Regions from separate parts of the Homo sapiens genome. Here region 2 is linked to region 1. A link is a loop called in an ENCODE intact Hi-C map of the cell type or tissue named here. Cell type or tissue: PC-9. All regions are shown on one strand. Links, peaks and the distances in the headings refer to the core of each region. The heading gives the core; the rest is flanking DNA. Region 1 has its middle 78 kb from the start of WDR26. Region 2 holds the start of CNIH3 (cornichon family AMPA receptor auxiliary protein 3).

Region 1 (15,546 bases), core at 8,274-10,773:
CAGCTGAATTCCTCCAAGGAGTCATGTGTCACTAGTCCAACCCCACCTTAATCTTTTTCTGGGTTCTCCTGTGACTTAGTTGTAACTGGTCTTTGCATGCCGCTGCTTATAGATTCACACTGCTTGAGTTCAAAGCCCACATCTTAACTCTGTGACCTTGGGGTAAGTAATTTAACCTTGCTAGGCCTCAGTTTTCTTATCTGGGAAATGGGACATTGCAATAGCTATCTCATCAGGCTGTTTAGAGGATCAGATGAGACCCTGTTCCTGAGGTGGTCAGCATGATGCCTGACACATTGTAAGTGCTCAATGGAGGGCAAGTATGGCTTTTATGCCACTGAGTGTTTAATATGAACGTTTTTATTCCCTGACTTGAGTGTAAGCTCTTTATTATTTTCCCTTTCCCTCCCTCCCTCCCTCCCTCCCTCCCTCCCTCCCTCCCTTCCTTCCTTCCTTCCTTCCTTCCTTCCTTTCTTGTGAGAGACAGGTCAAGTGTAAGCTTTTAAAGAGTGGATTATGAGCCTAGGCAACATGGCCAAACTCTGTCTCTACAAAAAATACAAAAATTAGCCAGGTATGGTAGTGCGCGCCTGTAGTCCAGGAGGCTGAGGTGGGAGGATTGTTTGAGCCCGGGAAGTCAAGGCTTCAGTGAGCTGTGTTCATGCCACTGCACTGTAGCCGGGGTGACAAAGCAAGACCTTGTCTCAAAAAGGAAAAAAAAAAAAAAAAGTCTTTTTTGCCATATCATGAATTGTGGTATACACGTAGTGGGTACTCAGGTACCTTGAATACACTTTCCCCTTCATTTTGGTTAGGTTGTCTGTAAATCTGCAGAGTGACGTTACTTCACAATGATGACATATTACTTTTCTTTATTTTCACAGGGGAGAGAACTAATATTTTAGTAAACACTTATTTTTGCATCATGCTGAAAACTTTTACATATTATCTCCTTTAACTTTCACAGGAAAATCAAACCCCTAGGGTAGGTGTAATTATCCCCATTTTACCCACAAGAAAACTAGGGCTCAAAAAGATTGAGTAACTTGACTAGGATTACGTAGCTGCCAGAGCTGGAATTCAGACTCAGGTCTGTTTGACTCTAAGATCTTGTTTCATTTTATTTAGATTGTTTGTGCCTTTCAGTAACACTGTCTTTGTAGAGCAGATTCTAAACTTTAATTTTATTTACTGTTTATACCAACAGCATATGAACCATTGGCGTTCAATAAAATTGGTAAACTGCCAATTGATTACCAAAAAAATCTGGAGGTGCAAAGTCCTTTGAACAAGCCAAAGCTTTAACCGAAAATAGTACATTGATCCCTGTGACCTATTGCACTAAAAGTTTGGTTATTTCTCTTGAAATGATTGGCTTAAAGGCTTCATCTTGTTTGCCACTTTGGAAGTATACTCCCTCCCCTGCTCCCAGTTGGAAAGATTGCTCCCAAGACCCAAGCCTTTTTATTTTAAGGAATCTTGGTTTATACAATACTGAACAATTACGATCTTTCGAGAATGAATCTTTTGAAAATAGTGAATCTCTGAGGAATGAAATTCCTTTGTAACAAAGGCAGCTGAGTATTAAATAAACCAAAAAATCAGCAGTGAAGTGCTGTTGGTGTGTCACCAGGCCTGGGGCCACATTCCCATTCCTTACACTCATATGCACGCACACGCGCGCGCGCGCGCGCGCACACACACACACACACGGTCACTCCTCTTTGTCCCAGAACCGTGGGATGTAAAAGACTTCAGGCACAGTGATGAAGCTAGCACATTCCGTTTTTACTGTCTTCCCTCCTTCCTCCTTCAGCCTTGGCTTCTGCTCTGCCAGGCCCCAGGGCCCTGCTCGATGCCACCCTCCTGGCCCCAGTGCAGAGGATCTGCTGGCAGTCCCCGCTGCTCAGTGGAGTTTTAGTCTGCATGTTACTCTGTAGGGCGTGTGCAAGGAGGGGAGGATGAGTGAGAGCTGAGATTGCATCGTCCCTGTTCTAAGGGCTTCCCTGAAGTTAAACCTGATACAGCCCTTTTAGGGTAACAATGTGAGATCAGAAGGGCAGCCAACAAGCCACGTGTCTAGCAGCCACCCTTGGGAAATGGAGTTGCTTGCTTTTCCATTAGACCCTTCTCCATACTAGAACTTCACATATGTTAAGCAATTAGACCATGCCCAGAACTGGACTAGAGAGAAAGTGATCACATTTTAATTATCAACAAGCTCAGTATCTACACGTTGATGAGAAGTATTCATACTCATAAAAGAAGGAAGCACCAATTCTTTTTTTTTTTGAGACAGGGTCTCTGTCTCCCAGGCTGGAGTGTAGCAGTGTGATCACAGCTCACTGCAGCCTCAACTTCTTGGGGCTCAGGTGATCCTCCTACCTCAGCCTTCTGAGTAGCTGGGACCACAGGTGTGAGCCACCACACCTGGCTAATTTTTGTATTTTTTTGTAGAGACGGGGTTTCACCGTGTTGCCCAGGCTGGTCTCAAATTCCTGGGCTTGAGTGACCTGCTGGCCTCAGCTTCTCACAGTGCTGGGATTACAGGCATGAGCCACCATGCCCAGCCACCAGTTCTTATAAACGTATCAACATGTATGTATCCCTCCAGATCCAACAAACCAAATAGAGAATTGTAGCAACCCAGAAAAGAGCGGTGCACGAGGCCAGGTGTTGTTAAGACACAGACTTGGAGCCAGACAGATCGGGTTCAAATCTTGACTCTGTCACTTAATAGCAATGTGACCCTGGGCAAGTGTCCTCTCTGTGCCTCAGTTTTCTCATTTGTAAATGAGGATAATAATAGTGCCTATGTTCTGGGGTTTGTTCTGAGAATTACATTAAATGGGTTAATATTTTTAAGGTGATTAAAATAGTGCCTAGCACATCATAAATTCTATTTAATGTTTGCCAAATATATATGTGTATGCGATCTTTCTCTGGTGTATATGTATCCCCATGATGTTAGATGCTGCAGCCTGAGGGCCCATAGTTAAATCAAAATGCTTTTGAATATAACACAGTCTAAGCCCCAAAACTCACCTTCATCTCTGCTCTGTTATCAAGGGTGTCTGCAAGCAAGGGGTACCTGGTGTCTTGTCCTGTAGTTGGATTCTTGCTGAACTGCAGAAACCCCATAGACTTACCAGTGCGGGAGGCCAATTTATCTTTATACCTCAAGAGTTCAGGCTTCTTATTAAACTATGTATGTTCACATTTAGAGATATTTACTATGTGCAATGCACTGTGGTGATATGAAGATGAATAAGACTTAGTCCCTGCTCAGGAATGGTGTTTGTATTCCATATACAGGTTTGATACCTGAGGGCAAGGGGTTAAGCATTTCTGCATACGCTAGACAACTCCTCATTGTTTTATAGGCTTTTCTCTCTGAAAGCAAAGTCCATTTCCCTGAATATCAGGAGAGGGCCATCTGCCATGCCAGAGTAGTGAATGAGAGGTATTTCCATTTGAGACTGCTATTTTCTGGTATATGTATGTTTTGTGAGAATCTACTCCTGAAATGTATTTGGCAATAGATAAATTTATAAAATAGAAGCTAGGTGGCTTGAGATAAAACATGTCCTTCTCTTCTTTTCCCCACAAAGTTTTCCTTTCTCTCCAATCCTTCAGATATGTTTTTTTCTAGACAATGATCATTAAAGCCAGATGTGGGCCTTTTCAAACTCACAACATGGCACAGGCTCAGATCTGGGAGAGTTGTAAATTCTTCTGGCATTTGAAGGGGCAGGCTTTCCCAGTAAAGACAGAAATATTCGGACTAGCACAGTTGGATTTTATACTGTATTTGTCTGTGTCTTAATTGGAATTCCTAAGATGTGATTTTTAACTTAATGGTCAATGACTTAGGTTGCAGTCTGTAGAATGGGGCCATGGACCATTAGTTATACCCTGTGCAGGAACTCTTTATGATAAAATATTGCTGTAACTTTCTGTTAATCTTACTTCCAGTTCCTTCCTGCTTTATTCCATAAAACATCTTGCCCAGTTTAGTTTCCTAAGCATAGCTCTGATAAAATTACTCTCCTCATGAAACTTCAATGATATCCCATTACTTAGAGTATCAAATATATCTTTAATTCAACATTCTTCAAAATATAGTACAACTCTAACTTCCAGCTTCTCCCACTAATCATATATGGTTTGTCATAATCATATGGATATAAATGTATGTATATATGTATTCCTGTATTCTAGCCAATGAGACTTTGTTTATTAAACACGTGATATATGTGAGGTACAGTATTAGACCCTGGGGGGTTCAAAGATAACTACGATTTTTATTCTAAAGTAGTTTAGGGTTTAGTAGTAGAACTAGGCATTTGAGTAAAAGCTAGAGGTAAAATGTGTTATTAGATACTAAAAGAGAGAAGTTGCCTGTATCGTCTACTCCTGGGCAAACCTCATGGTAAAAAAAAAGCCCTGGCTGGGCATGGTGGCTCACGCTTGTAATCCCAACACTTTGGGAGGCCAAGGTGGGTGGATCACTCGAGGTCAGGAGTTCAAGACCAGCCTGGCCAACATGGTGAAACCCCATCTATACTAAAAATACAAAAATTAGCCTGGTGTGGTGGTACACATCTGTAATCCCAGCTACTCGGGAGGCTGAGACGCAAGAATTGCTTGAACCTGGGAGGTGGAGGTTTGCAGTGAGCTGAGATCATGCCAGTGCACTCCAGCCTGGGTGAGAGAGTGAAACCCTGAAGATAGAAAGACGAAAGGAAAGAAGAAGGGAAAGAAGAAAGGAAAGAAGAAAGGAAAGCCTGGGTGGTGGTTTGTTTACTGGCTGTGAGTCTTCCTCTCAGCTTCTCCTGTCTGTTCTGGCTCCATGCTTTCCTCCAGCTCACACATAATCTACCCTCACCAGAGACCCAGTGCCCAATCCATGCAGCCCCTTCTCCCTGGCCCACCCTCCTTGCCACAGGTCAGGCTCTTGCTGTCCTGTCCTCTGGACTCTTGTCATCTCCCAAGTACCCTGCCTGCCCCAAATAGCTGCCAGAGTGGTTTTTCTGCAAACCTCAATCTGATCATGTTACTCCCCAGGTGAGATCCTCCACAGCTCCCTCTTGGCTACAAGATTAATCCAAACAAAAAGAAGTGTGAGGTGCCAGGCTGGTGACGATGAGACCCATGCTCAGTCTCTGGCACCTCTGTGCCCCCCTCGCCTGAAGTCTGAGTGCATGCTGGGGTGGTGTCCAGGCCTGAGGAGCAATCCTGCAACCTCCTTCCCTCCTCAGAGCTGCAGGCGACAGTGTCAGTGTCTCCCAGGGGCGAGCCCCAGCTGTCCACCTAGAAAAAGGGCCCCAGAAAGTGGTGGTGTCTCCTCCTCAATGCTTTCCAGCCCTCGATGCACGAACCATAGAGGAAGCTCCTTTGGCTGCTGGTTTCTGGGCTTCAGGCCTTCCTTTTCTTAGTCTGCTTCCCGTGGGCTCCTAGCAGTGTGGACCTCGTGGCTCTACCGCTGGCCTGCACTTCTCATCCTGCCTTGTTTAAACTTGATAACTGAACTCTGGACTCCTCCCTCTTGACTCACTGAGGGAAGTCTATGGATGTTCCCCTTGGAACTGCCCCCGTGAGAGGCTCTGTTACTGGGAAGGGGGAGCAGAGGTAGAAGAAGCTGGAGGGGTCAGCGGGAGTCAGTTTGCCCCATTCCCCATGCAAAGGAGCTTAAACTTCATCCTCAGCTGATGGGCAGGCATGGAGTGTCAGTAGGGGCGCCCCGTGGTCAGCGTTGTGTTTTAAAACGATCACTATCAGCAGTCGGGAGCCAGGGAGGCCAGTTGGGAGACTCAGAATTGAGGTGGGTGACAGCAAGAACCAGAAACAAGGCTGGGCACATGGCTTATGGCTGTAATCCCAGCACTTTGGGAAGCTGAGAGCTGAGGCAGGAGGCTTATTTGAGGGCAGGAGTTTGAGGCTGTAGTGAGCCATGATCATGCCACTGCACTCCAGCCTGGGCAACAGAACAGGACCCTGTCTCAAAAAAAAAAAACAAAAAAAAAACAAAAAAAAGAAAGAACTAGAACCATATTAATGTCCTGGCCGGTCAATGCAGTCATTGACCTTGATGCTGTGGGGCTCAGGTAGGCAGGTAAGAGGAAACACAGAGGAGCCGGGTTCCAGGATGGCACAACCAGAGTTTACTGACTGATACTCCAAAGGGGGTTCTGGAGCACATACTCTCTGTCCTGGCTCAGCACACACCAGGCCTCCCTGGCACTGAGGTCTGATGGTAACAGGTTGTCCCCTTCCTCCCTGGCTTTGTCCTCTGGGAGAAGGGGCAAGGGGGAAAGGAGGAGAGTTGTTTCATTCCACCACAGGCCAGCACTGAACACAGCCTGGCTGGAGATGCAAAATGCAAGCCAGAGGATGTGGTTTGGGTTGTCCCTGAAAAAGATCTCTGTTTATGCATTGTAGGATATTTTCAGATGAGGCTTAATGTGAAGAAAGGGAGGCTGACCTCTCTGAAAGGCCTGCTTCTTAAAGGCACAGTGCATTACAGTATATCACGAGAAGAATGGGAGCGGCAGATGCTATAGGTTTCTTCTTTATCAGTGATGCCATCACAGTTGTGGTTAGGCCAGAGGGCTGCTTGTCGTTTCCAAGGCTCTATTCCCAATTCAGTCTGTAACTCATGGTGTGATGTTAGATAAGACACTTCATTTTCCCCAGACCCTATTTAATAATCTGTAAAATACTCCTCTATCTTTTAGGAGGTGACAAGAGGTGGAATTAATTTGTGTTTGTGAAGTGCTTTGAGGTCCCCAGACAAAAGCCACTATGTAAATAGCTGAGTATTCTCCACTTGGATTGAACCTGTGGGTTCATAGTCAGACCCGCATGTGATCACAAAGTGGGTAGACTGGTTTTCATGATTTCATATTCAGATCCTTGGAGGATACTTATTTCCTTTCAGTTTCTTTCCTTCTTTCTTCCTAAATAAAAATATTATTTACTAGGCCAGGTGTGGTGGCTCATGCCTGTAATCCTAGCATGTTGGGAGGCTGAGGTGGGAAGATCATTTGAGGCTGGTTTGCAACCAGACTGGGCAACATAGCGAGACTCCTTGCCTATAAAAAATTAAGAGATTACCTGGGTGTGGTGGCATACACCTGTAGTCCCAGTTATTCAGGAGGCTGAAGTAGGAGGATCCTTTGAGTTTAGGAGGGCGAGGCTGCAGTGAGCTATGATCATGCCACTGCACTCCAACCTGGGTGACAGGACAAACCCTATCTCAAACAAAACAAATTTAAGAAAATTTTTAAAAGTTTGGAGCTGGCCAGGCATGGTGGCTCATGCCTGTAATCCCAGCACTTTGGGAGGCTGAGGCGGGTGGATCACCTGAGGTCAGGAGTTCGAGACCAGCCTGACCAACATGGAGAAACCCCGTCTCTACTAAAAATACAAAATTAGCTGGGCGTGGTGGCGCATGCCTGTAATCCTAGCTACTAGGGAGGCTGAGGCAGGAGAATCGCTTGAACCCTGGAGGTGGAGGTTGCAGTGAGCCGAGATCGTGCCATTGCACTCCAGCCTGGGCAACAAGAGTGAAACACCGTCTCAAAAAAAAAAAAAAGTTTGGAGCTAAGAATGGGCATGGTGGCTCATGCCTGTGATCCTAGCACTTTGAGAGGCCAAGGCAGAGGATCGCTTGAGGTCAGGAATTTGAGACTAGCCTGGGCAAGAAAGTCAGACCCATCTCTACAGAAAATTAAAAAATTAGCGAGGCATGGTGGTGCACGCCTGTAGTTCTAGCTACTTGGGAGGCTGAGGGGGAAATCAGTTGAGCCCAGGTGTTTGAGGTTACAGTGAACTATGATGGTGCCTCTGCACTTCAGCTGAGGCAACAGAGTGAGACCTTGTTTCAAAAACAAAAAAGAAAAAATGGAGCTATACAGAAAATACAGTAATGAATAGCCAGGTACCCATCAACCAAAATGAACAAATGTTGACATTTTTTACATTTAACAATTTTTATTTGCATTTAAAAGTATTTTTATCTAACAACATACCATGAGGTATATGTGGGCTTTAAACCTTGTTTGTTTTTAAAATAAAAGAAAGAACACATTTGTATTTCCTTCATCCCACCCACCCTGCCACCCCTCCAGCCCATTTACCTTCCTCCAGCCCCTGAGGTGGCTATTGTCATGGGTACGTGCCCTCCCTGTTCATGTGTGGGCCCATGTGTGGGTGGGTGTAGTTTATCTTCCCACGTGTATAGGGGAACTAAGCTAAAAATGATGTGAGTGAACACAGAATGGAGTTCAGAGTCAAGCTGACCAGGGTTGGAGACCTGGCTCTCCCGCTTTTGGCCTCTGTCCTTTGGCCTCTTTGAACCTGTTTACCCATCTGCAACGTGGCAATTATTAGCTTACAGCATTGCTGTTAACACTGGAGATAATGGTAAAGTGGCTGGCTTAATAAATGGTAACTGACATTATTAACCATTTCTGTTTTTATCTCTTTTTCTAGATGGAAAGCCCTTTGAGAGCAGAGACCCTGCCCGCAGCCTGTGTCCCTTTGTATAATTTACAATTTGTGCTACCTAGCTTTTTTTTTAAACAGTGGATCTTGCTCTGTCACTCAGGCTGGAGTGCAGTGGTGTGATCACAGCTCACAGCAGCCTAAACCTTCCAGATTCAAGCAATCATCCCACTGAGTAGCTGGGACTATAGGCACATACCACCACACCTGGTTAATTTTTTTTTTTAATTTTTGTAGAGTTGGGGGTGGGGGTGGGGGTGGGAGGGGGGGGGTCTCTCTATGTTGCTCAGGCTGGTCTCGAACTCCTGGACTCAACTGATCCTCCTGCCTCAGCTTCCCAAAGTGCTGGGATTACAGGTGTGAGCCCCTGGGCCTGGCCAGCTTGTTTCTTGAGGAAATGATTGCAATGCCCGAGCCCCACTTCCCAGCCTCAGTTCAGATGCACGTAAGGGCTGTTGCAAAAGCTGTGTTCTCAGTGCACCTGGAGGACACGGGGAACCATTTGGCTGAGGACAGAAGCAGTGATGAGAAGAGGCCCTTCGAATTTTCCCCCGGGTTCTGCTGTTGTCTATTCAAGTTACACATTAATTCAATATAGTGGCATGAAGGAGGAGACACAGAGCTACTTCATGGGATCTGTCTTCTTAACAGTCATGCATTATGCATTGCTGTTGTTTCAGGTGCGTTTTTGCAAGACTGCGCACTCACACGACCATTGAGAGGCTCACTTTGCAGTGGCCCTCCCAGGCCCTCCGTGGTTGGGTGTCCGTCTTTGTCAGAAAAGGGCCAGCAGGGGGCACCAAACCCGCACGTTTCTGCCGGGAGAGGGCGTCTGGGTGAGCGACAGGGCCTGAGGCTCACGTTCCTTCCCTCCCTTTGCTGATATTTGGACATTTCTTTCTACAGTAGTTTTAGACTCCCACAGCGGCAAGGCAGAGAGCTTTCTTTATTAAAGCAACAAACAAACAAACAAACACCCTTCTCCTTCAAACCTCATCTCCAACAGCAGCAGAAACTGTCATCACAAAAAGCCACTTCATTCATCTTCTTTTGATTTGCATTTGTTCATCTTAAATCAGGGGCCAGAGACCAAGAGGTATAAAATGATCTACCTGAACTGAACTGGAACATACTTGTCTAAGTCCTATTGTTTGCTATAAGGGCCTTACGATATTTTAGTTTATACGCATGCAGGTTAAGAATAATCATAGAGTTTCAGACCTGGGCACTAGATAAATATCATCTAGCCAGGGTTTCTGAGTCCACAGTTACACTCCAGCCCCCAGTTTTTGACATCTAAATCTGCACACTAGCTATATTATTTGTTTAGTATTTTAATATCTACTCCTGTAAAACTTACATAAGTTGATTTTAAAAAGACCACCATCATAAATGGAAAATTGCTATTTTTCAAATACATATTAAGATAAAGAATTAACATTAAAATAAGCTGGGCATAATGGCTCACACCTGTAATCCCAGCACTTTGGGAGGCTGAGGTGGGCGGATCACTTGAAGCCAGGAGTTCAAGAACAGCCTGAGCAGTATAGCAAAATCCTGTCTCTACGAAAAATACAAAAATTAACTGGGTGTGGTGGTGCGAGCCTGTAGTCCCAGCCACTTGGGAGGGTGTGGTGGCAGGATCACCTGAGCCCAGGGAGGTTGAGGCTGCAGTGAGCCGTGGTCATGCCACCGCATTCCAGCCTTGGCGAGAGTGAGACCCTGTCTCAAAAAACAAACAACAAAAACAAAACCCCCATTAAAACAGAAGCCCCTTCTCTGCCTCCCATACTACCTTACACTCCTTTATTTTGCCTGTGTGGAGCCTAGGCCAGAGAAGTGACTTGAATTGCCCCACATCTTGGTGAGCTGCAGAGCTGAGATTTAGCTGGGTACCTGTTCCTCTCTGGCACATGGCCATGACTAGGAAGGAACAGTTTTGTTAAACCAGCAGGTCTTACTCTTTGGAATGATCTTTGACAAAGTTTTAGTAGGCAGTGCCCACTTTTAATGTTTTTAGTGTTTTTCCTACTGCTTCTGGAAGGTGAAAGCCAAGAACAGGAGGGTCTGGGCGGGGGTCTAGGCTATTTACAGTGGCATTGATTTGATTACCACTCTTTAGCAGTGAAAAGTGTTGAGTATGCACTCCCAGCAGATGTATGCTTATTTATGTGTACTTTTGTACATGCATGACTGTACCAATATATTATGCTCATTGTAAAGTATACACAAATATTAACTCAAAAAATGGTAAAGAAAAGGAAAGCAGTATTTTAAAATGTCTTGTTAACTGCAATGGTTTCATTACTGTTGTCAGCTAATATCTTGAGCACAATTACACTTAGGGTTAGATTCCTCATTAGCAGCAGCACGCACCAAGCCATGTTTCAAAGACTCTTTTGGTAATTTGAAAACTTTTTGGCTGGCCTGTGAGATCTGATTATATTGTCTTGTTTGCCCTTGAAATATGGCTAACAACTTGTCAGGTCTGCCTCTTTCTTGCTGTTCATCTTGTTTTGCATTATTACTTCAATCCACAGTTTCTTTTTTGAAAAAAGCTTAAGCCTCTTGCCCACTTTGGGGATAGTTAAACATGGGATCCTCTCTGTAGTTCCACTTACCCAGGCTTGTCTATAACAGGCCACATCATGCTGAACAAGAGCCGAGAAGTAGAATCGCCAGTGTCAAGCCGTCCACGTTGTGGGATGCCCACTGTTCCCCCAGGATCACTCAAGACCCTGTGACTTGTGGTCACTGATGAGTGGACCAAGTGAAGGTACGAAGGTCGTTGCTTAGAGTGAATATTAATAAAGCTTAGCTTATTATGTGTTTAATTGTATAAAAATAAATACATGAACATTTTAGTATTTTCTTCTTGTACCCTCTGGATTGTGTTTTATGACCCACAAATGTAGAGAAAAAAATCCATGAACTGCCCAGGCGCGGTGGCTTACCCCTGTAATCCCAGCACTTTGGGAGGCCGAGGTGGGCAGATCATGAGGTCAAGAGATAGAGACCATTCTAGCCAACATGGTGAAACCCTGTCTCTACTAAAAATACAAAAATTAGCTGGGCATGGTGGCACGTGCCTGTAGTCCCAGCTACTTGAGAGGCTGAGGCAGGAGAATCGATCGAACCAGGAGGCGGAGGTTGCAGTGAGCCGAGATTGTGCCACTGCATTCCCGCCTGGCGACAAACCGAGACTCTGTCTCAAAAAAAAAAAAAAAAAAAAAAAAAAAAATCCATGCACTTCGGCTTGGCACATAAAGCCCTTCACAGCTCAACTTACCTTGCTGACTTCCTAGTCAACTCCAGGTGCTACCACTGGGCCACATCTATGGGCTTCCCACGAGACTATGAACCTTAGAGGGCAGGTATGGCATCTTATTCATCCTTGTGTTTTCAAAGCCTAGCTCAATGCTAGAGATGAAAATTTCCTAGATCTCAAAGCAAAAGGGCTGCCATGAAGAGTCATGGGCTTTCTGCCTTTGGGGTTGGGCCTTTGCAAAGCCTCTGCATGCTCCAGGCAGTGGTGCTGGCCCTCCATGTCTCTGTAGGCCTCCCCAGACAGCCTGGCCCCTGCATGGGTCTGCACTGCAAGAGCAGATAAGCCATTCGGCGCCTGCCATGGACAGAACAGCGCTGAACAGATGGGGCAGATTGTAAACTTTGCAGCACGTTTTCTTACCCTCTGCCATCATCGCATCATCCCCGCCAGAAAATCTGTCTCTACGCAGTGCTAAGGACACACTCTTTCCTTGTGAGCCCTTCCTGGCCCCACTCTTGTTTTTTTTTGTTTTTAGGAGCTATAGGTATAAAGCCAGATGGCTTCACCCACTTCCCCAGCTCTGCTTCTGTTTCAGTGACAGGGAAATTAAGAACTGTTTTTAGGGGGTAGGGGAAGATTTCACCTGGATCCTGGAGATGGGGCATCTTGCATACTGTGATGTCCAGGTATGGCTGTTCTGGCTGTGGGATATGGTGTTTTTTGTTTGTTTGTTAGTTTTTTGGCATGTGTGTTTATCTCAGTTTCTTGCATTTTCCCCTATCTCTCTGCTCTCTTGACCTGATGGAGGTTGGCGGCGGTGGTGGGATGACCTCCATACTCCCATGGGGCAGTGCTGAGCACACCTTGGAGCAGGAGCCTGTTCTGCACACCCAATAGTGTGTGCAGAAATGCCAGCTGGGAGCCTATTTAACGGAGCCATTTCATAAATCGGGATGCTGAAACTCTGATTACACACAGCATTTTTGTAGGCTGCGGTGGGGCTGATCTCAACCCCACAGGGTTTACTCACCCGCCTGGAGTGGCGTTTGATGCCTCGCCTTCCAGGATGTTTCTCTCTGAGGGGAAAGATATTCCTTTTTTTGTAGTTTATTATTATTATTATTTCAGTAGTTTTGGGGGAGCAGGTGGTGTTTGGTTACATGGGTAAGTTCTTTAGTGGTGATTTCTGAGATTTTGATGCACCCATCACCTAAACAGTGTACACTGTACCCAGTGTGTAGTCTTTTATCCCTCACCCCCTCCCACCCTTCCCCCTAAATCCACATAGTCTATGATATCATTCTTATGCCTTTGCGTCCTTATAGCTTAACTCCCACCTGTGAGTGAGAACATACGATGTTTGGTTTTCCATTCCTGAGATACTTCACTTAGAATAACAGTCTCGATCCGGGTTGCTGCATTTGCCATTAGGGAAATATATTCTTGTCTTTTTTATTTCTGAGCAAATCTTTGCTGAGGAGAAACACTAGGATGTTATTACTGCCAACCCAGTGGAGGTGTTAATGCTGTGTGCTGGGCCTTGGGAATGATGGGGGTGCCTTGAGGAGGGTAAGGAATGCAGAATAGACCCTTTCATCATAAAGCTTGATAAACCGAGCGATCCTTTAGCAAGCGGCAGGACAGCATGCTTATGGTTCGCTACTGGAATTTGTAGACTGGATAATGGAGTGCTGTTCATTTCTAGTGCTTAGAGGTCTAAGGTTTATGTACCTTAGAGATGAATTCTCTAGATACCCTGGGGAGGCTTTAGCAGCAGAGCCGGCCCTCACCCGAGGTGGCCACAGACTGCAGCGATTCATGAACCTCGTACTTTATGATGCTCTACAGCTTTCTAAGCACTTTCAGATGCATTATTACTTCAATAAACATTAATTGAGTGCAAAATACTGGGGATGCCAGGCAGACTTGGTGCCTGCCTTCAGACCTTGTCTTATTTTTTATTTTTATTTATTTAGTTTTTTTAGAGACAAGGTCTCTGTCACCCAGTTGGAGTGCAGTGGTGCAATCATAGCTCACTGTAGCCTCGGACTCTTGGGTTCCAAGGTATCCTCCTGCTTCAGCCTTCCTGGGACTACAGGCATGCACCAACACACCTGCCTAATTTTTGAAGCCTTTTTTTTTTTTTAGAGACAGGGTCTTGCTATGCTTCCCAAGCTGGTCTTGAACTCTGGCCTCAAGCGATCTCCCACCTTGGCCTCCCAAAGCACTGGGATTACTGGTGTGAGCCATGGCATTGAGGCTTTTTTGTTTGCTTTTCAGCCCATTGAGGTCTCTTCTAGACCCCCTCTTACTCATTCAGTCACTGTGACAACCTTGTGACACATGCAGGGCGGGAGGACTAGCCTCATTTTATGCTGAGGAAGCTGAGATTCAGAGATAGGCAACAACCCGTACAGCTCCAAAGGACAAGAGGAAGAAGGAGAACTAGAAGCCAGCCTTTGGATTTCGAGTTTAGTCCTCCTTTTGCTTCATATGGAGGAATAGTGGTTACAAACAGGTTTTCTTAAGATCCAGGCTTGGTGCAATGGGTTCAATCTCTTAGTGGTACCAATTATGAGCATGTGATCTTGGGAAATTACCTTTTTAGCCTAAGTTTCATCATCCATAAAAGGAATTAATAATAATACCTACCCCACTAGGTTGTTCTGCAGATGAAATGAGGTAAAGTTTGTAAGACTGTTAGCATAGCACTTGGCATATATAAAGCACTTAATAAATGGCAGTTACTACTATGGTTATCGTATTCGTCTGTTCTAATGCTGCTAATAAACACATACCTGAAACTGGGCAATTTATAAATGAAAGAGGTTTAATTGACTCACAGCACCGCATGGCAGGGGAGGCCTCACAGTCATGGCAGAAGGGCCTGAATAGAACAGAAGGCAGAGGAAGGGAAAACTTGCCTCTTTTTCTGCCTGACTGCTTGAGCTGGGGCATCAATCTACTTCTGTCTGTGGACTGAGACTTACACTATTGGCTCCCCTGGTTCTCAGGCCTTCAGACTAGGACGGAACTACACCACCAGCCTTCCTGAGTCTCCAGCTTGCAGACGGCAGATCATGGGACCTCTTAGCCTCTATGATTGCGGGAGTTCTCAAAATTTCTCTTTCTCTGTATGCGTGTATGTGTATGCTTGTGTGTGTGAAAGATACATATCACATACTATATATTTTATGTGTGCGTGTACATATATACATGTTATATATGTAATATATTAAATAATATATATAATATACACATCACATATACATTTTGTGTGTGTACTCTTCATGCAGAAGTGGCAGGAAATATGTATATGTATACTATATATGTACACACATAAAAATATATAATATGTGACATGTATAGTTTATATTATATATATTATTTAATATGTATCTCCTGTTGGTTCTGTTTCTTGGGAGAACTTTGACTAACACGGTAGCTACTAGCCACATGTGGCTATTGAGATGGAAATGAATTAAAATTAAATATAATTAAAATTGATTTTGTCAGTCACAGTAGACCACATTTCAAGTGCTTACTAGCCAATGTGGATAGTGACTACTCTGTTGGACAGTGCAGAATAGAATATTTCCATCACTGTAGAAAGTTCTATTGACTAGTGCTAGTTTAGAGTACCCAGAGGCCAAGGCTCTGTATCCAGTTGAAAAACAGCAAACCTTTCTCCCAGGGTGACTCAACAACAGCTGCATCTTTGCCACATCTCCCCTGGCACCATTTACTATTATTATTTTGTTCTCTGTTGC
Region 2 (15,546 bases), core at 5,014-7,513, 100 kb after region 1:
AGATAGGAGATAAGGTTGGAAAAAGCTTCATGATAAACCAAGTCTTCAGTTGTGTGGGTACACTTTACAGACAGTCCCCGACTTATGACTGTTCATCTTAAGATTTTTCAACTTCACAATAGTGCCAAAGCGATACACATTCAATAGATATTACATTTCAAGTACCCATAAAACCATTCTGTTTTTTCACTTTTGGTACAGCATTTAATAAATGACATGAGATATTCAATACTTTATTATAAAATAGGCTTTGTGTTAGATGATTTTGCCCAACTGTAGGCTAATGTAAGTATTCTAAGCACATTTAAGGTAGGTTAGGCTAAGTTATAATGTGTGATAGGTTCGATGTATTAAATGCATTTTGATGTACACTATTTTCAATTTACAAAGGGTTTATTGGGATGTAACCCTATCATAAGGAGCATCTGTGATATGGTTTGGTTCTGTGTTCCCACCCAGATCTCATCTTGAATTGTAATTTCCATGTGTCGAGGGAGGAATCTGGTAGGAGATGACTGGATCACGGGGGTGGTTTCCCCCTGCTATTCTCCTGATAGTGAGTTCTCACAAGATCTGATGGTTTAAAAGTGTTTGGCAATTCCCTTTCACTCTCTCTCTCTTTCTCTCTCCTGCTGCCATGTAAGATGTGCCTTGCTTCCCCGTTGCCTTCTGCTGTGATTGTAAGTTTCCTGAGGCCTCCCCAGCCATGCTGAACTGTGAGTCAATGAAACCTCTTTCCTTTATAAATTACCCAGTCTCAGGTAGTATCTTTATAGCAGTGTGAAAACAGACTAATGCAAACTGTATTTGCCTTCACCTTCAATAAACAGAGGTATTGCTATATATTAGAAGAAGGCAGAAAACCAAAACTAATTTATGTATAACAACTCAGGAGGAGCAGGAATCGGTTAAGAATAGGTCAGGAAAACATGGAACATTCAGACTTACTTACAAGCAGAGAAAAAGTGTGATGTAATTTGCCTTAGGTTGCCACTTTGTCAGTGAACTTTCCCTGATCATACTAACCCCAAAGCACTGTCTCTCTTATACACCAAGTTGTCAGCACAACTTGGGGCACCTGGAAATTGTATTAGGCTGCTGGTAATAGAAAACCTGACTAGAGCAGTATAGCAAAAACGTGAACTGGCTGTTCAAAGGCTGCTCAAACCCCCCTTCCTTTGCCTTTCTATTTCATAAAGCCTGAAATGAAAAAACACTCACCTTCTCAGATTCACTTGCAACTAGGTAGTGGCGGCCAAATGTTAGAGTTCTGGCCAATGAGATGTAGCAGATCTCTGGAGAGGGCTTCTTTTACTCTTCCCCAAAAGTTATGCCTTCAGACTGGGAGAACAAAATCCACATACTGAGGCTAGCAAGTCAGGAGGGCAAAAGAGCTTGGGACATTAATCGTGTCTTGGAGCTGCTACACTAGCCATAAACTGATTATCTCAATTTCCTGTCATACCAGGATCCCTACTCCCATTAAACCATGGCATCAGTTAAGAATTGTGTTCACCCATAAGTAACAGAATGCCTTACTTCTATGGGTTAAAACAAATGAGAAGTTTTATTGTCTCTTTCAATAAGAAGTCAGGGAATAGGAAGTTAAGGCCTGGTAGAGTGGCTTGATCATGTTGTCAGTGGTCCCTGCTCTCTGTATCTTCTTAGCTTTTCCCTTCTTAATGCGTTGATTTCCTCCTTATGGTCACAAGATGGCTGCTGTACCTCCAGGCATCAGGTCTGCATTTCAGGCAAAAAGAAATATTATCTAAAGAGTTCAAACTGTGTCATATGGCCTCTCCTGGCTGCATGGTGGGTGGGGAAAAAAATCAAGTAATTGGCTTTTCAATGTCTACAGTAGAGAAAACAATGTAGGTTGGTCACTCCACTCAACATCCATTCCCAATCACCATCTCCCTTGCCTTCCTCTACTGTGTCACTAGTACTTTTTGATTTTTTTAAACACTGCCTTGTGAAGGAATTACCGCCTCACCAATTAGACTAGAAACCTTGTGGATCCCTGACAGCGCCCAGAACTATGGACACTAAAATATTTTGAAATAACGAGCAGTAACTGCCTGGGGTTCTTATTTTCTGAAGTTTTGCAGTAACCTTTGCCGAGATATTGTTCTGTAACTAATAAAACAAGGCAAAGCAGGACCAGGTAAATGGCAAGAAAAACAGTGGCTGGATGGAGACTTGAAAGTCACAGTGGTAGGATAATGGATTCCATTTTTAAATTTGAAATTTTATTTTGATGTAGAGACTCTTGGTTCTGGTGATGCTGTGCTAGTGAATTCAGACCGGTTCTCCCACTGAGCACAACTTATAAAGCTGAATGAAATACAGTAACATCTTCTTGAAAGCATCAAAGACCTAATAAGAGAGTACGGAATTACTGGGGTCAAAAGCTGAGAGTGATTCAGAATCTAGAGGGGTTGGTTTAGCTCTTGGGGCCAGTTTTTTTTTCTAGGGGCATTTCTTAATCTTGAGGAGGTGGCTGAGGTATGCTTTTAGGGGCATTTCTTAATCTTGAGGAGGAGACTGAGCTATGCCTTTAGTACTCTGTGGCGCTAGGGGCAAAAGTCAGAGTCCAAGGACCATCAAGGGTTGGGACTTGATAAGCCCTGTGTTTTGACTTGGGATCCAGAAGGACAGCTCCATGTGAGTAAGGCTGAACCAGAAATAAAGCAGCCCTCACACAGACCACAGTTATCTTGGTCATCCTGGAAAATCTCAAATGCTGAATTTGGATTAAGGTAATCCTGGAGCACTAGGTTCCCCTAGATACCTGGCAAAAGAAGTTGAAAATCCTCCCTGGAGAAAGATAACATAATTTTAGGCCTCAAATGACTGTAAGAAAACTTTTCAAAACAAGTTTGGCACAGTAAAAATCTACTAGATGGATAAGAAGCGAGGACTCCGTAAACAAGAACCAGCAGAAACAAAAGATCAGAGAGGTCCCAAAGGGACTCAGAATTTTGGTGTCACGAAATTTTATACAGTACAATTACTACAATGAAAAGAAATGATCTATATAAAATAAAAAGCAAAAAAACAGCTAGAAAGAAATACACCAGGATTGTGTTGGTGGTATCTGAGAGCAGCAAACTGTGGTGTTTATCTTTTTCATTTTTATATTTTCCAAATTATTTTATATTTTTGAGACAGGCTCTCGCTTTGTCACCCGAGGTGGGGTGCAGTGGCATGATCACAGCTCACTGTGCCTTGACCTCTTGGGCTCAAGCAATCCTCTGGCCTCAGCCTCCTGAGTAGCTGAGACTACAGGTGTGCACCACCATGCCTGGCTAATTTTATTTTCATTTTTGTAGAGACCGGGTCTTAATTATGTTGCCCAAGATGATCGCGAACTCCTGACCTCAAGTGATCCACCCGCCTCAGCCTCCCAAAGTGCTGAGATTACAGGCATGAGCCACAGTGCCTGACCTCCAAATTTTCTTTAATGACAATTTATACTGGAAGAAATACTTCTGTAAAAGAGAAAGCAACATAGGGTATAACCCAGAGCAGGGCTAGATTTGTAGGCATTCAACTTCTACAGCTGTCCAGGGTCTTGTGCTCAGAAGGGCCTCATGCTTGGCTTAATGTTCTGCTGTTGCTGTCTTGAAATTATTAATTTTTAATCAAGAAGCTTGATATAGTTTGGGTTATTTGTCCCTGCCCAAATCTCATGTTGAAATGTCATCCCCAGTGTTGGAGGTGGGGCCTGGTGGGAGGTGTCTGGGTCATGGGGGTGGATCCCTCATGGCTTGGTGCTGTCCTCGCAATAAAGAGAGTGTTCTCACAAGATCTGGTTATTTACACGTGTGTGGCACTTCTCCACAACACTCTCTTGCTCTTGCTTTTGCCATGTGACATGCCTGCTCCTGCTTCACCTTCTACCATGAATAAAAGCAACCCTGAGGCCTCCCCCGAAGCCGAGCAAATGCTGGTGCCGTGCTTGTACAGCCTGCAGAACGGTGAGCCAATTGAACCTGTTTTCTTTATAAAGTACCCAGCCTCAGGTTTTTGTTTTTTTTTTTTGAGACAGGGTCTGGCTCTATTGCCTAGGCTGGAGTGCAGTGGTATGAACACAGCTCACTGCACCCTTGACCTCCTGGGCTCAAGCAACACTCTCACCTTAGCCCTGCAAGAAGCTGGGACTACAGGTGCATGCCACCACACCCGGCTAATTTTTGTATTTTTTGTAGAGATGGGGTTTCTGCCATGTTGTCCAGGCTGGTCTCAAATACCTAAGCTCAGGTGATCTGCCCACCTCGACCTCCCCAAGTACTGGGATTACAGGCATAAACCACCATGCCTGGCCAGGTATTTCTTTATAGCAATGCAAGAACGGCCTAATACAAAGTCCCACATTTTCATTTTGCACTTGGCCCTCCAAAGTATGTAGCCGGTCCTGACCCAGAGGCAATAAAATGTAGATCGGTTCATTGCTCTGGTCATCAGCCTCTGGATTTGCTCTAATTTCTCCACTTCTCACTGAAAGGCATCTAGTTTCTAAACTGGAGGGAGATATGAGGCCAGGCACTGTGGTGCACACCTATAATCCCAGCGCTTTGGGAGGCCAAGGCTGGAAGACTGCTTGAGGCCAGGAGTTTGGGACCAGCCTGGCCATATATTGAGACCTATGTCTGCAAACAAAACAAAACAAAAATTATCTGGGTGTGGTGGTGCATGCCTGTAGTCCTAGCAAGGAGTTTGAGGCTACAGTGAGCTATGATAGCACCACTGCACTCCAGCCTGGGCAACACAGCAAGACTGTCTTCAAAAAAATAAAATAAAATAAATTGAAGGGCCTGGAGCGGTGGCTCACGCCTGTAATCCCAGCACTTTGGGAGGCCGAGGTGGGTAGATCACGAGGTCAAGAGATCGAGACCATCTTGGCCAACATGGTGAAACCCCGTCTTTACTAAAAATACAAAGATTAGCTGGGCGTGGTGGTGCGTGCCTGTAGTCCCAGCTACTCGGGAGGCTAAGGCAGGAGAATCGCTTGAACCAGGGAGGTGGAGGTTGCAGAGATCACGCCACTGCACTCCAGCCTGGCGACAAAGTGAGACTCCGTCAAATAAATAAATAAATAAATAAATAAATAAATAAATAAATAAGTAAAAGATGTGGCCAAATAGCTGCAGGAATGTTGGGGCATAGTAGAAAGAGCCCAGGATTAGGAGTCCGCAGACAGGATTCCAGTTCTGTCACTAGAAAGCTGTATCTCTATCTTGCTGGAATTCATCCCTTCCAGCTCTCAAGGCATTGGAATCACATCTGTGAACAGGAAAACTAGCACACCAGAGTCAGAATCAAGCAATAGTTATTTATCTAGTTCCCACCCTGTGCAAGGTACCAGGTGCTCTAAGATTCACTCCAATCCATGAAGTGCGTCTACTCTTTCACCGAGATTTGCCAGTCGTCTTTCAGGGTATTTTTCCTTGCTTTCTGGATTTGATGACTTGTCTGAAACTGAAGTTCTCTCTGGAATGACTGGACCTCTTTCACTGCAGCGTCAGGAATCTCTTGCAAAGCAAGCATGGTGAACTTCCAAGATGCTGGGCCACTGGGGGAAAGGGTGCAATTAATAATCCCTACCACTTATTGAACGTATACCAAGTGCTAGGTTTTTTACTTATGTTCCCTTTTAATCCTTTGAAATGGCTTGACTCTACTCTTATTTATGTTTTTCTGATAAGGAAACTAAGGATTAAAGAGGTTAGGTAACTTGCAGCTAGAAAACGGTCTACCTTCAAAAGCATCCTCTTGACAATTCCACTAGGACCAACACCAATACCACCGAGCCCTCGTTGCTGCCTCTTCAGCGCAGAATAGCCCACCAAGTCCACGTTTCCCTAGTCCCAAGGTCGGATGGCTGGGGAGGGTAGAGGATGCAACGGAAGGACGTTAATGGAGAATTTTGCAGGGTCTGGGAGCAGAGCAGTAAACGCAGCCCTAAGCACTGAGTATGCTACAGTTTGGTAAAATCCATCCAAGCAGCTTTGGGATCCAAGGCTTGCACTGTATCCCCAACCAACACTAGGCAACGCCCCAAGTCCCCACACTTCCCACTCCGATAGGCGAAACTGCAAGAACCGGGAGGGGCGGCTGCGGCGTTTAGGCGCGAGGCACACACCATACCCTTCCGCAGCTTCCCACCTCCTCCAGACGCACGTGTTTAAAGAGTCCCTGCTCCAACCGGTCCCGCCCCACCTCCGCTCGGCCTCCAGCCCTGCTTGTACTGCTGGCTTCAAGTTTCCTCCGAGAGGCGGGCGTGCACAGCTGCAGTGGCGGCGGCAGCGGCCACCAAGCGCCCGGCGGCGCTTCGCCACCCACCTTTCCTCAGCCCCCGGCGCTGCAGTCTCCGCCCGCCGGGGAGGGCGCGCTCAGCGGAACAGGAGTCGAGGGTGGGGCGCCGAGAGGAGGGAATCCCGGGTCGCACCGCTACAGTTCTCGCAGTGGCAAAGGCGGCGGCGGCGGCGGCGGCAGCGGCAGCAGCAGGTGGAGCGAGCTACAGCGTTTGGCCTGAAACCCACTGCTGCAGCCACCCGGGCTGGAGTTGGCCCGTTGGGTGGAGCCAGTGCTCGCCCCGGTCCGACCCCCGGTTTCCGGGACACTTGGGTTGCGGAGGCCGGCTGGCCGGAGTCACGGTTGGGGACGGGCGCGCCTCGGAGCGCACGGCTGCGCTGGAAGCCGCGTCTGGGGCGCAGGACCAACGGGACCTACCTCCTCCCGGCTACCTAAAGACTCCTTCTCTCGGGAAAGAGCGCTGCCCGGCTCTGGGATTTGGGAGGAGCTCGGAGGCCGCTCGGGCACCTCGCTGGACACTATCCGTTTGCGCCCCGGTGGCGCGGGAGGGTCCGGAGCGGAGCGCTCGTCTCTCCTCAGCGGTTTAGTGGAGAAAAGCAGAGAGCTCTTCCTGGGGCGAATGGGACCTCCTCCCTCGGTCCTCCGTGGAGTCGTCGCATCGCTTGTCGTGTTGGTCTCGAGGGGCTCACAGCTTGGCACTAATTTGCAGGTGTTCGCTGCTGATTTGGTTTCTTCTTCGATTTGCGGACGGTTCCCTCCAGCGACTCTCGACACACGTTTTCCTGTCTTCGCCGGAGGGCCGGGTCTGGGGTCGCCGGAGCCTGCGGGAATCCAGCGCTTATTCGCTGACCCTCGAGTCGCTTCGCTAGCTGTGCGCCCTCCTGGGCACTAGCCTGGAGAGGAGCGTGCAGACGCGGCTCCTTGGAGGGAGTGCGGTCCTCTAGGGAGGCATCGGGCTCCTAGGGGCTTCTTGGCGTGTGTGGTGGGATTGGGGTCCGCCGGCCATGGCCTTCACTTTCGCTGCGTTCTGCTACATGCTGTCTCTGGTGCTGTGCGCTGCGCTCATCTTCTTCGCCATCTGGCACGTGAGTAACACGCTTTGGTCTCTCTTCTTTCGCCCCAATTTCGCTAAATTTCCCCGATTTCACCCCACTTTTTCCACCTTGCGGGCGTGGGCGAACCGGAAGGTTGGACCTTCTGCCGCTCCACTGTCCCGGGGCAGGAGGCAGTTCGCTGCATCCCGCCGGGCGCGCCTTCGGTGCCCTGGCTGGAGGCGAGGGGCCGCTGGTGCCCAGGTAGGACACCCTCTGCAGGGCCCGACTGGGCGTCCCGGGTCCCGGGCGCCGGGGAGTGGCGGCTACAACCACAACTAACCCCTTCCTCTCCCGCCCCGTCCTCTCCTGCCGGCGGGAGGCGAAGGAGAAGCGCCGCCGTCGGTCCCGGCAATTAGTCAAGTAGCTATAATAACTAAACATTTAAAATGTCAGCATCTGTGGTGGGTTGCATTTAGATATAATTGGAGACAAAGTGGAAACACGACGGGAGCGCCTTGTAAGAGGTAGGGAGAAGCCGAGCCCACGGAGAGGAAGGAGACCAGGCGATGGGGGTCGAAGTGGAAGGCGGTGGGGGAAAGGCGAGAAGGAGAAGAGCAAGGAGGCGAGGGAGACTGGGAAGGGCAGGCATCATTAAGGCCATGGAGGAAAGTCACGAAGAGAGACCGTGGAGAGCGACGACGGTGTCCTCCATCTGCCCTCTTGGCGTCTGAAGTCCGACTCCTGAAGACCCCCTGCAGGTGGCGAACCTCCGCTAGGCCCCCAGCGTCCCCAGCCCACACAAGCTTCCTGTCACCCTTCCCGGGGCTACGCCAGGTGGAGGGCAGCCGTGGATCCCAGTTCTTTAGGTGTGGGTGGGAATAGAGGAGCGCAAGCTTCTGAATAGGGGAAGAGAAGTACTGAGAGAGCGCGCAGGAGTGCGTACGCCGGTCCTCTCAAAGACTGTGCAACATTTAGCGAGTGCATGCAACTCTCAAGGCTTCCTTCTCTGAGGTTGTTTAAGCCCCCTATCCTCACCCTCAGAGGGCTGGTGGGAAGAATGGCCAAGGCCAAATGTTTAGAAGGAGCACCCCAGTGCATAATTTCCCACCTTTAACAGCCTTGCCCTGCCCAGCGTCTAGGTGACAGAGAAGGACCCTGAGACGAATTCTTGGAGGCATGGTTCTGGTGAGCATCACAGACTCTCATACAGTGGGGATGACCCAAAATGAAGACGTGGAGAAAATTGCAGGGTGGGTGAGATGCCCTTGTTTTCTATAAGTGGTTTGCAGAGTGAGAGTTTGTCTTAAAATAGAACTAAGCAGCTAGAGCAGCTCCTGCTACAGGGCTCTGACAGAGAGGAGAGGGGAAACTCGGGGAGGAAGGTGGCTTCCGATCATGTAACCTTAGGAAAGACCCTTGCTGGCTTCCTTCCACATCTCTAAAGTGAGAAAATTGACCTGGATAGTCGCTAAGCTTTCCCCCATTTCTCAGATTGTGTAAATCCGTGCATCAGTAGACTTAGGAATCTGGGGGTGACAGGGAATCCAAACATAGATATTTGGGGGATGATTAAAACAATTCCGCTATTTAGAAGTAATGGGATTTTAAACCCTCCCTTCTCTGCTCTGCAAGGCTGGGTCTAATCTATAGTAGAAAATTGAGGCTTGAAGTTGTTGACAGTTCTTAAGGGAAAAGGAAACTTACCTGATTTAGAATAGAAAGGAATACAGATTAGATCATGCCCAAGCAGTGCAGCAAACCTCTGCTAATGTGCTTTAAAGGAACTTTCTCAGCTTCTTTGGATATGGGGAGTTACTTGGATTCTAGAAGGCCAACTACTCCCTTTTCTTCTGCAATACTTCATTTGCTGTTTTCTGTTTTTGCCTTGGCCAGAGGGTGTCAGGTACCAGAGAGCTCCCTCAAACTCGAGTCTGGCTTGGAGTTCTCTGAATTGGTCCCTGAAGCAGAGCAAGTAACCAGAAAGAATCATTTTCTCTCATTCAGGGAAAGATGATTAATAATTCAAGAACAGCTTCATTGAGTGGTTTGTGCAGCTGGTTGACATTTGAATGAAAATCAGGTGTTCCCTCATCCAGCACTGGCTCTATCCTCCAGCTTCTCAATGCTCACCCCCTTATCGAGGGGTGGCTGAAATGCAGTCAAATTCCAACTCAGGTTTTATCCAGATTCCTCGTGGAAGTGGCAAGATTCTTGTTTCTAATAATGAAAAGAATTTGTGCGTTTTGATTTCAAATTACGGTAATAATTTCATAGTCTCAGTCCCTCCTTTCCTAGTCTTTTCCTTCTCTATCCCTTTCCCTCTCTCCAAATCAAACAACCCAAACCCCATCACACTGATTTGGTTCCTGAACATTGAACTGGGAAACCAGAGACACCCTGATTTCAGGGCACGGTTTGTATGTCTGGGTGTTAGTTACATGGTAGTAATTATTTCAACCAAAATTGAGGAGACTTGGTTTTATGTTAGACTGTTTGCCTTCTTTCCAGCTTCTTATATTACTTATGTACTTCTTGATCGGACAAGGCATATTGATTGTGTGATATATATCAGTACCCCAAAAAATGAATTGGGCGCTTAACAACATATAGCGGTTAAAATGCCTGCCATGCTGCCATGCCTAGGCTGTAAGATATGAAGATGGCGTGCTTTTCTTATTGAATTGTACGTACCTACTTAGGGGTAATGATGGTAGCTACTATGTATTGGGTGTCTGCTGTAGGACAAGTTTTAAGTACTTTACAGAGGATCTCTCAGTCCAATCGTTTTCCTCCCCTTTTTTCCCACTGGATGTCTGGGAGCAAGGATGGATGTGGCCAGCCTTTCTTTCAAGTCTTGTTTTTTACTTTGAAAATTTATCTGCATTTGTTTTCAGTTGAAAATATTTCAAGTTACCCATTTATTTTATATCAGCTACTATCTCTGAGTACATTTATCACATTTGGAAGAAGCAGAAGAAAACTAGGTTTTTTCTGTGGCTTTGCATACCCTCAGGCACCTGGCCTCTTACTGCCCAGGCAGCCCTTTAGTCCTCATAACGGACATTTCGCAGATGAGGAAACTGGATCAGAGAGATTACAAGGTTGCCTAAGGTTGCACAGCTGATATGTATTGGAGCTGGTATGCATGGACTTGAGCTAGGTCTGTGAGACTCTTAAGCCTAAGCCCTTTCTCTAACTGTAGTCACTATTTTTGGATTCATAACTTAGATAATAATTTATATCCAAAGGATTACCTTTCTCTGTATAAATGAAATTTTAGAGTTGGAATTTCTGATTGGGGTTACAATAGCAACAGCAACCAGACTCAAGACATGCTATATATCCTTTTTTAAAAGAGGAAAATTCTATTTATTTAAATTAGACTTCTGCTTATAAAATGATACAGGTTCCTTGTCCAAAATTTTGAAAATACAATGATTTGTAATTAAATAAAATCATCAGTAATCTTATCCAGAAAAGATTATCTCTTGTGTATTTTAAAAAATTGCATATGGCCGGGCTCAGTGGCTCATGCTCGTAATCCCAGCACTTTGGGAGGTTGAGGCAGGAGGATCACTTGAGCCTAGGAGTTTGAGACCAGCCTAGGCAACATAGTGAGACCCCATTTCTAAGAAAAAAAAATTGCATGTGGACGTTTAGAAGGAAAAAAAAGCGTTCTAAAGGGTTTTTGATGTGAAGTGATATGTATTTCCAGCCAGTATAAAATGAATGGTGTTTACTCACAAGAGCCTTCTCTGCTCCGGCTCGGTTAAGCCTGTTTGCAGTGTGTCTCATTTATATAAACACAGATGAAGCTATTCTTTGAAAAGATCAAAGATTCAGTACTGAATTTCAGGTCTTTAGCTTTTGAAGTTTTTATATTTGGAGTCACTATGAGTTTTGACAATTTACAAATAAAATTAATTCCCAATAAAATTCCCTAGAAAGATCTGATGCACCATCTCACCTTGAAATTTCTTTGGATTCACAGCAGCATTTGCTGTTTGAGGGTTTAAATGGCCCTGGACAGGGATGACATACATATGTGCCGAGAGGCAGTTTTGTTAGAGAAGATGTCTTCATGGTGGAGTGTTTTGCCAGTTCCACCTTGTCACAGGCTCAGCCTCTGGAAGTCTAGTAAACATCTCAGTTTCTCACAGTACCCACCTGGAAACAAAAAATGGGTTTATGTGAAATGGTAGGATGCTTGGGGTTGACAATAAATAGCCTGTTTTTTTATGACCCTGCCTTGGCCTACTCAGATGAGGGTACTGCACTCACTGCCAGGTCTTACTTGGTCTCCACTTTCTGTTCTACTTGTGATGCCCCTGTCCGTTCTGGCATCTCACTTTCAGGTGGGATGTCCGCAGCTCCAGCCTGCTCCATCCCCCTTTTATCTCCTCCCTCCGTCACTGTCCATTGCCCCACAGCTGAAGTGGAAGGAAGCTCCATGAGAGCAGGGACGTTTTCTACTTTACCATTGTTTCTCCAGAGCCCAGAACAGTGCCTGACACATAGAGAGTGTTTGGTATAAATACTCATAGGACAAATTCTTGTTTCCTTCTGGCTTGACGCATTTCCAGTTGACATAGTGATATGTTTTGGCTATGTTCACACCCAAATCTCATCTTGAATTGTAGCTCTCATAATCTCCACGTGTTGTGGGAAGGATCTGGTGGGAGGTAATTGAATCGTGGGGGATGGGGTTTTTTTTGTGCTGTTCTCATGATAGTGAATAAGTCTCATGAGATCTGATGGTTTTATAAAGGGCAGTTCTCCTGCACATGCTCTCTTGCTTGCCGCCATGTAAGACATGCCTTTGCTCCTCCTTCACCTTCTGCCATGATCATGAGGCCTCCTCACAGCCATGCTGAACTGTGAGTCCATTAAACTTCTTTTCTTTGTAAATTACCCAGTCTCAGGTATGTCTTTATTAGCAGTGGGAGAACAGACTAACAGTAACTCGTTTCTGATTTGGCTTCTGGCTGCTTCTTAAGGACTACTTTCTGGGTAGTTTGGACAATGTGCATTTTCCCCCATGCCTTGGCACTTTGAAACTTTGGAAGCTAATTATTGCAAAGAAGACTGGCCATTGCCATGGGGTATAGGGCCCTTCTTGATGATAGTGGAGCTGGTTCTCTTTCAGAGGAGCAGATTGGGGAGAAGCACTGGCTATCCCTGGAGAGAACACCTTCTGGAAAATGTAATGTCTGGATTGATGCATGGCACCTTATCATTGTTTGCGTTGCTTGCCGCTTTATCCTTGTTTGCATTGCAATAACTCTCCCTGAAAAAGAAAGCTTACGTCATCATTGTATTTCCACTGCAGTCATGTTAGAGAGGAGAGGAGAGAAGTGTGCAGAATTCACAGGTCACCTAAAACAATCAGGAACCAGCCCCAATCCCAACTGTTTGGTGAGGTTTCAAGGCCTCACTGGGGTTGGATGTTAGAGACACTAAAGTAACTTGTCTTTGACTTTTGAGTTACTGAACAAACATTAAAGGCAGTGAATGTTGTGAGGCTCTTGCCAGGCAATTGGAGCTCTTGCCTATACTGGCCCTGAAGCTGTGCCCAGGCCCTTGCCTCACTCTAGCCCCTCTGGCTACCTGGTGCTTTTCCCTTCTGTATATCCACATGGCTCTGCGCTTTGCCCTCTGGACTTGTTTTCTGCTGTGGACCTCTCTCCCAGTAAGTCTGCAAACAGGTTCCTCTGGGGCCTTATTCTTCAGTAGCTGTGCTATCTGGATGGTGCCTTTGCCACCATCATCTGACTCACTCCTATGGGCCCCTCCACTGGGCACCACTGAGGACTTGGCTCCTGGTCACTGTCCTGTCCTTGCTGTCCTGCAAGGTGCTGGGTGCTGTTGGTTATCTGACCTCCCCTCTAGTGACCACTTCCATCTTTGTGGTCCCTGAGCCCCCTGACCTGCCCTGGACCTGCCTCTGCAGTGAGCTCCCTGTTCTCTACTCCCGCACTCTGCTGCCCCAGGGGCTCTTGGCCCTCCTTTGACTGTGGCTTTTCCTTCTTCTCTCAATGCATCGCTCCTCTAGGATTTACTTCCTCCTCTGTGTCATTACCCCTCATCATCCACCACTTAGCTCCTGCTGCTGCTCTCCACTGCTGCGTCCTCTGTTTCCTGTCGCTCCTGTAGTGGATGCCTCAGTCTCCCAGGAGTCTACTCTCTTCCCTCTCTTCTCTCACCCCAGGTACCCGGGAGCTGCTGGGTCCCAGGCGGATGCACGGTTTGACCTTAGCTGGCCTCAGTATTGCCTTCTAACTCATCAGCTGGATGTGAGTCAGTTCCTTCAGCTTCCACAACACTGTTGTAGATTGTTGTCATTTTCTCAGAGCCCCCTGAAGCTCCCAAAACTGTCCCCCACCCCTGACTGCCTCTGAGCAGATGACTTTAATTCCAGCTCCTGGAGAAGATAGAGATGATCAGACAGGGATGCCTCAGGATCCTGCCCCTCCCCAGAATTCTGATTAATGATTTATTTTTCCTTCTCAGACTCAGAAGCAGCAGAGTCTGTCCCTCATCTGAGGCCACTTCCTCCCCTCCTAGTTATCTGTGGACATTGCTCCATCACTTTTCCCCACCTGTCTGTGTCTTCAGCCACTGCCCTTCGCAGGTCCACCCGTCCCCACCCCCTGGCAGATTCAAAGGCTGTGGTGCCTCTGAGCTGCAGACAAGCCTTTGGTCCCCAGGCCCTCTAAATGCTGCTCAACCTCTCTTCCCTTGCAGAGTGGTTTTGTCTCACCACATCCTGCCTGCCGTCACCTCTTTGGATTCTGACATCAGACACTCAGAAACCACGGAGACTAATAAAACAAAGCCCTCTGCATCCACCACTCAGAATTGGCAAGTGTCAGCATTTTGCTATTTGTGTATCTTATCTCTTTTCCAAAGACACTTGTTTCCTTTCTGGCCACCTGACTTGTGCCCCCGCCCCTTCTCAGCTCAGCACTTGATGAGGACATCAGTGGTCTGTGGCAATCTCTGGGCACCATTTAGTGCTTATCTTGGCCTCTCCGTGGCTTTGAGACTGCTGTCCGTGTCTTCTTTGCAACTGCTTTCAAATGTTGTTTTTCTGGGGCCCTGTTTCTCCTCCATCTCCCCTGTGGGTTCTTCTTTCTGTACCTTCCTCTCCATGTTGGTAGTTTCCTGGCCTCCCAGACCTGTCCCCCGACACTGACCTGTGTGTCCATGGGGCCACCTGCCCCATGCCCCACAGTTGGATCCCAGCCGAGCTTGTCTTCATGCCCTCCTCACTCCTCACAGCCCCAGTGGGTTTAGTCTTCACCCAGAGACCCTCTCTACCCCATCTGCTCCTTCTGTAGTCACCAGCCATGTCTGTCCCCTCCCTTCCATGCTTCCCATCCCTGCCTTGGTTCAGGCCCCCATTTGCTGTTTCTCAGAGCATCGTGGTCCCTTCCAAGCTGGCCTCCTTGGTTATCATCTCCCCTGGACTAAACCACCCCACTCATGGCTACCAAGAGTGATCTAATACCTGAAAGGATCCTTCCATGTTATTCCCAGACTAAAGCTTTTTCTGGTTTCTCTCGCTTTCAAAGTTTAGAGGGCTGGGAGGACCAGGTCCCGGTTAACTGTTTAGCCACATTTTGCATTTTCTGTGTTCCAGATATCCTCACCTTCTTGCAATTCCCAAATGGGCTGTTCTGTCTCCCTGGAATGCTGTTCCCCACTTCATTCTTCACCCGACTGGCTCTGCTGCAGCCTTTGTCCTCTAGGAAGCCGCATTCTCCCTGGCGATCTGAGTCCACTTGTCCTCTGAACCTGTCCCCAGGTCTGAGTCCCACTGTTGTATTTGTCTCTGTGCTTGGACTATAAGCTTCTGGAGGGCAGAAACTGTTGCCCTCACTTGTGGCCTCAGTGTCCAGCATGGGGCAGTATGGTGGGAACTCAGTGATTGCCAATAAATAAGGATCTGGATAATTTATTACAGCCAGCTTAAGCTTGATAGACTCCTCCTCAATGAATACTTTCCCAGACTTACCTGGTTATGACAATCATCTGGATGCTTACTAAAAATGCACATTTTTGTCCGGGCGTGGTGGCTCACGCCTGTAATCCCAGCACTTTGGGAGGCCTAGGCGGGCGGATCATGAGGTCAGGAGATGGAGATCATCCTGGCTAACATGGTGAAACCCCATCTCTCCTAAAAATAAAATAA

Evidence for each region. Hi-C counts contacts between places; a loop is a spot of excess contacts. Peaks named below come from ENCODE experiments on the same cell type or tissue, not always from the same donor. Only the 100,000 strongest peaks of a DNase experiment are listed, where the experiment ranks them.
Region 2: it touches region 1 in a loop (10-fold over the local background); 11 of 110 quality-filtered maps call a loop at or near these places.

Annotation. Positions count from the first base shown.
Region 1 is chr1:224,504,593-224,520,138 of GRCh38, forward strand. It overlaps a transcript of CNIH3 not described here. Among named protein-coding and RNA genes, the nearest start is that of WDR26, 78 kb to the left of the region's middle. RefSeq lists an enhancer at 4,462-5,373 and a silencer at 11,021-11,225. In PC-9, for the core only: CTCF peaks have their summits at 9,274 (motif pointing right) and 9,474; a DNase peak (open chromatin) is centred at 9,299.
Region 2 is chr1:224,609,853-224,625,398 of GRCh38, forward strand. It overlaps CNIH3 (cornichon family AMPA receptor auxiliary protein 3), which reads left to right and starts at 6,465. Exons shown (of 6, transcript NM_152495.2): 1 at 6,465-7,403. The coding sequence starts at 7,323. CNIH3-AS2 (CNIH3 antisense RNA 2) reads right to left here and starts at 6,375. Exons shown (of 4, transcript NR_183287.1): 1 at 6,346-6,375; 2 at 5,760-5,884; 3 at 5,352-5,575; 4 at 1-1,740. RefSeq lists a silencer at 13,010-13,173. In PC-9, for the core only: no CTCF peak of the experiment used is centred there; a DNase peak (open chromatin) is centred at 6,229; H3K4me3 peaks cover 1,778 bases; H3K27ac peaks cover 806 bases.